Regions from separate parts of the Mus musculus genome. Here region 1 is linked to region 2. The links are chromatin contacts, found by Hi-C or POLR2A ChIA-PET in ENCODE. All regions are on one chromosome and are shown on one strand. Each heading gives the region's core, a stretch centred on a gene start or an enhancer-like site at or near the end of the contact. The rest is flanking DNA. Distances are from core to core; before and after follow the strand shown. Region 1 holds the start of Mcm9 (minichromosome maintenance 9 homologous recombination repair factor). Region 2 holds the start of Asf1a (anti-silencing function 1A histone chaperone).

The links. Hi-C counts contacts between places; a loop is a spot of excess contacts on that map. ChIA-PET counts read pairs that join two places held with the same protein, here RNA polymerase II (POLR2A).
Region 1: a map of left cerebral cortex shows a loop between it and region 2 (6-fold over the local background). The contact joins the promoter of Mcm9 here to the promoter of Asf1a in region 2. A Hi-C loop is called at or near these places in 11 of 37 maps with a recorded cell type or tissue (T-helper 2 cell, gastrocnemius, heart and 1 more). POLR2A ChIA-PET finds 5 or more read pairs at or near these places in 5 of 5 experiments (Patski and embryonic stem cell).

The regions. Positions count from the first base shown.
Region 1 is chr10:53,628,503-53,631,305 of GRCm38, reverse strand. It overlaps Mcm9 (minichromosome maintenance 9 homologous recombination repair factor), which reads left to right and starts at 1,349. Exons shown (of 13, transcript NM_027830.3): 1 at 1,349-1,582.
Region 2 is chr10:53,595,566-53,598,337 of GRCm38, reverse strand. It overlaps Asf1a (anti-silencing function 1A histone chaperone), which reads right to left and starts at 1,377. Exons shown (of 4, transcript NM_025541.3): 1 at 1,040-1,377. The coding sequence starts at 1,148. The region is part of intron 7 of Mcm9 (minichromosome maintenance 9 homologous recombination repair factor); the gene reads left to right.

The sequences.
Region 1 (2,803 bases), core at 100-2,599, 33 kb before region 2:
TGGTCCAATGTACTAATAGTGCTCCAATGTGTGAAGTTTTTATAGGGACATAAAATCATTAAGATTGAACCAATGTATCATACAGGTGTACTGCTTAATTTCAAATGTCAACTTGCCTTAACCAAGAATTACCTCAGAAAAGAGATTTTTTTTTTTTTTGCTTGTTTGTTTTGTTTTGTTGAAATGTATCTGGCTGTCCTGGAACTCACTTTGTAGATCAGGCTGGCCTTAAACTCACTGAGATCAACCTGCCAGAATTAAAGGCCTTTGCCACCATGCCTAGCTGAGAAGGGAGTCTGAATTAAGGAACTGCCTGTATCAGATTGACCAGTAGGAATGTCTTTGAGACATTGTATCCTTAACTGATGTAAAAAGAGGGCCTGGCCCTAGGAAGTAACACCCTTAGGCTCTAATGTAGAAAGTCTTCAGGAACAATTTGAAGTTCAGAAAAACACTTATTAGTTGAGCTAGGGACATTTTGAGATCAGGGAACATGAACGGTGGCAGCACGTGCTGACATGACTCTCTTGCTGAAGCTGAGTTGGGGTCAAGATAATGAATTTCTTTTTTGTTTTTGTTTTTTCGAGACAGGGTTTCTCTGTGTAGCCCTGGCTGTCCTGGAACTCACTCTGTAGACCAGGCTGGCCTCGAACTCAGAAATCTGCCTGCCTCTGCCTCCCAAGTGCTGGGATTAAAGGCGTGCACCACCACGCCCGGCCAGATAATGAATTTTTTATATCCAATTTTGCCCTCAGCTGCCTGATTTGATTTAATAAAAATTGCTGATAGGTAGATGTGCAGTCAGAGGATTTAAAGTAGAAGTGACTTCACAAAACCGTAACACCACTTATAAAATTTAGCTCGAAATGGATCAGAGAACTACACGAAATGGAAAATATTGTGACGTGGAAGTAGGCAGATTCCTTAAATACATCGCCAACCCAAAAAAAAAAAAAAAACAAAAACAAAAAAAAAACAACAAAATCACTTGTGTTCTAAGATATCTGAAGGTGCAAACCAAAGTCGAGTCCCAGATCGCCCACATCCCGCCCTAATACGTCACCAGGGTTCCCCTTCTCTCCGCCCTAGTCTCCACCCCGCGTTCGCCCATCACCAATCCGCGGAATTCCTGCCAGCCTGAATTATCCACTTCACCCTAAACCCGCCCTCGAAGCCGGTGTCCCGCTCAAACCCCGCCCCATGCCTCCGAGACCCGCCCCTCAGACGTCTTGTCCGGCCCAAACCCCGCCTCCAGCTCCCCGAGTCCCGCCTCTCTCCCTGCTCCCGCCTCCCGCTCGCAGACTCCAGCGTCCGTCCTGGCGCGCGCCCGCCTGCGTCCGCACCCGGAAGAAGCCCCAGCGGCCGGAAAGTTGAGGCAGTGCGCGGCTCGGGGTCCGCGGGAAGCTCAAGTCCTTCAGAGGCCGAGCGAGAGCAGCGCGAAGAAGCCTGCGCGCCCCCGCGCAAGGCGGCCCCCTCGAGCGGCCGCGCGCACGCCCCGCCCCCTCCAACGCCGCGCGGGTCGGGCTGGGGCGACCACGGCCGCAGCGCGGTCCCGGCGACCAAGACAGTGCGTGTTGAGCCCGTAAGTGACCACCGCAGCGTGAGGTCCCGGGGGATCGTTTCCCTCCCGTGGTTAGCGTCAGGTCTCGTCCGCATCCTTTAATTTCTAAACTCCCCGCAGGGCTGGGAGGCCACAGCCAACCACCTGTGGATTAGAAGCGAATTTCCAAATGCTTTCCAAAGCATCCCTCCGCTAGGCTCTCGCTCGCCAGGCGGCCTGGAGGCGCGCAATGAGCGCGCACCCGCGAATGGCGCGCAACGCGGGATTGAGACGCGCGGGGCGTGGCCACAGCTCCCGAGGGGCGGGGCTACGCGAGCCTAGGTGAGGGACAAGGCTCTATCCCCAAACTGCTCTTTTTGGCGCCACCTTGCAGTGGATAGTATGAAATAAAGCAAAGCCATTTTATTTGTTTGGATGCCAGAGGCAAGAGGAGAGAGAATTTGATAGTTGTACAACCATCGTCCCCCCTCCCCTAGACAGTAAATGGCTTAAGTTTGTAACGGGATGCCTGAGTTTATAGGTTGATAAACTTGTCTAATTGCACGGATGTTGGAAAAAAAAAAAAAGAAGAAGAAAGCTGTGTTTAAAAAATATCGGTCTGTTTAACACTGTAATTTACCGGTTTAACTAGGCAAACATTTAACCTGCCCCTGTTAGGAACTTAAAATTCTTTGCCCGCCCTCTTTCTGCGCTGTTGGAGTTGGGTATGTTGTTAATTGTTGTTTCGGATTTCTGCTCTACATTCACTTTGTATTTGTAAAATCGTAAAGATATTCCTTTGGTCACTCTTGAGGGTAGTGCTGTGATTTTTTTTTCCCAGCTAAGATCCACATCATGAAATACTATGATCCCTTTCCCAAATAATCTCTTTTTTTACTCTTGGCTGATTGATTATGCTATTACCTAACCAAAACCAAGTCGCTTAGTATTTTAGTGTTGGCTTACTTTGACTGATTCTCTGAAAAATACTCTCTTAATCTCATACCAGCCTCCTGTACTTGTCAGTGTTCTTGGCTTAAGTGTGATGCAACTTTATACTTTATACCTCCCAGCTGAGCAGGTGTTCAGAGAGGGCAGAATCAGTAGCCAGTGTGATCCACCTCAGGGATGCCAAACTGAACTTTAACTGAACTATATCTAGTCTTCTTTAGTCATAGTATTTATAGAGGATGATATATGTTACATAAATAAAATAAGTCCAATATAAACCACACCTTTGCTAAGGTGCTTAGAGCTAGTATG
Region 2 (2,772 bases), core at 128-2,627:
GAGATTATAAACTTTTAAATTAAAAGAGAAATTCTTTTCGTCATGATTAGGATAATACAAGGCATTTTGTCGAAATACTTTCAAGTCCCAAGATGTCCTCCTAGTTAACTAAAATTTAACACCAATGAAGTTAAACTTTTTGTTTCAAATGTTGAAAATGAAGCATTGATTTTAATAAAATCTAAGAAAAGCGTTAAGAAGCCATATTTTAGCTTTCTAAGTTCTGTATTACCTCACTATTTCGCATTTTTTAAACCGTAAAATGTACTTCAGAAAGGATTTTGCCTTCTATCTCCCAGCTAACGTTTGCATTTTCTCCATCTGCTTGGACGTGGAGTTATTTTAATTGCTTCTTCTTCACACGTTCTGGAGAAAGTCTTTCAGACTTTCTAAACGCCAGAGAAGTGCCTGGAATTGGTTAAGCACCCTGCTTCTGCTCTAGGGTGCCATGGAACTTCCCAGCCCCTCACCATTTCTCTCCGAGAGGTCTCTGTCCCCGGGGAGAGGCGGCGCACAGCATCCCGGGCGCCCGCGGAGAGCACGGCCGCCCCCCGGGAGCCAGGCGCCGAGGGGCCGAGCCCAGCGCCCGCCTTCCGCGCTGGTTGGTGGAGGGAGCCGGAGAGCGGCGCGAGGACAGCCTCGGCGGGGCTCGGGCGGGAAGGCGCGGGCCCGCTCGCCCCCGGCGGTCCGGAGCAGGCGTCGTGCCGCCGGGTAAGATGGCTCCGCTTCCCACCGGCCCAGCTTGCTCCCCACCGGGCCGTGGGGCCCTGGGGCCGCCGAGGCCGCACGACCCCCCGCCAGCGCCGCGCGAGCCGGGGGCCGCCGAGCGCCGCCCGCCGCAGACAAAGCTGACAACATGGCTCCCTCCGCCCGGCAAGTTGCTCGCAAGTTGCGGCGCGGCCGGCGTCCCTCAACTTCAAGTTTCCCTCGCATGGCCGCCCTCCCGCCGGCCGCCGGCCGCGGCCCACCCCGCGCGAGGCCGGGCCGGGAAACTTTAACGTCCGCCGCCGCAACTGACAGCCCGGCGCCACTCGCTCACCTTCAGACAGGTCCTCGATGCACTCGAAGGTGATCTCGAACTGGAACGGGTTGTAGAAAGGCGACGGGTTATCCAGCACCACTACATTGTTCACCTGAACCTTTGCCATATTTTGAAGAAAACACAAACAATGGGGCCGGGGCTGGCGGCACCACCGAGTCCCGCGCGCGGCCGCTCCGAGAGCGCAGACCCCCGCCCCGGCGCGGCGCGGCCCGACGTCGTGCAGCTGCGACTTGAGAAACTTTTTTTTCCTTTTTATTTACACGGCGGCACTCCACGGTGTTTTGCAGCTTTCCTATTTCACTAAACTACAGCCCATTCTGCCCTGATAACTAGCAGCGTTGCCCGCGATTGGCTGCCCCCGAGCTCTGACCCTCCTCCTCCAGCGAGGGCCGCGGCGGCGAGCAAGATGGGCTCCCGCTCGCAGAACGGACGGGAAACTTTCACTGCGGCTCCACCTGCTGGTGCGGACCAGGACAAAGGCGCAGAACAAAGTGAGTGGAATAGGGGCTGGGAGGCCCGCGCGGAGGCCGCCGGCGGCGGGGGAGGGGCGACGCAGGCCCCGCCCCCGCCCGGCGGGGCCGCGCCACACGTCGGGCGTGGCCGCGGCGGGACGGAGGGGGCGGGACCCGTGGGGTGGGCGGGGCCGGCGGTGGAAGCAGGAGGGCGCGAGGCGGCCCCGTGTGTGTGCGCAGCATGGGCCTTGGGGTTTTTCGGGTTTTCTTCCAGCCTTTAACGCTTCCCCCACCAGTGCCGGCGGCTTTGCTGGCTCTGCTGGATTTAGCAGATAAGGTGTGCTTTGCAGCCCTTGTCAGGCCCAACTAGCTGTCTGTGCTTCTCGCAATCGTAATGGTAGAGAATAGGGAGAAGGGCTGGTTGCAGTGGGAATAAATTGCATTTTTATAGCCCATGTCAGCTCGAAAGGAGCAAGCCATTTTGGAATTCAAGTTCTTGGCCACGACAGTGCGGTGAAATAGATACAAAATGAGGGCGGGGTGATTTTACACACACACACGCAGGCTAGAAAAAAAATATGCGATCTTCAGCTGCATGTTGGATTTCTTCCCATTTAATAACTGAAAAGATGTAAAACAAAACAAAAAAAAAGAAATAAAAGGGGGAAAACGTGATCAGTTACAGCGAGGCTTCTGTTGTTGGGGGGGCACAGAGAAAGAAGTCAAAAGTCGAGAAAATGGAAGTGTCTGAAGGCCAAAGGACAACAAATGTATTTTTGGTGGAATATGAGAAAGGAGAAAGCACAGATAACATGCCATTTGCTCTTCAAGGCATTTATAACAAACATTCATAAGTGAAAAAGTGCAGCACACCAATTCTGAGGAGACCTTCCATGCCTGTGACGCCTGTGAGACCATTTCAAGGCTGACTGGAGGAAAAGTTGCTTGTTTATGGTACTTAGCCACTGTGGGTAGACTAGGAAACAGGAAACGGAAACCTAACACCTTTGTGAATGTGAACTGATTCTTTTTACTGTGGAGGTGTTACTCATAAACCATTGGGTTCTTTTCTTTTTCCTTATAAATGAAACTACTAAACTATTCAATAAAATCCGGAGTGAAAATTATGTCTTAGTATTAATCTGCAAGTGAAGTTTCTGCTAGTGTGCAGAATTTAATTAATCTTCCTTGGACAGGTTGAGACTCAACTGGATTGCTGTGGATGATCTGTCCTTGTCCGAAGACCTTTAGTTATCATGAAGCAGGGCCTTCCATGTT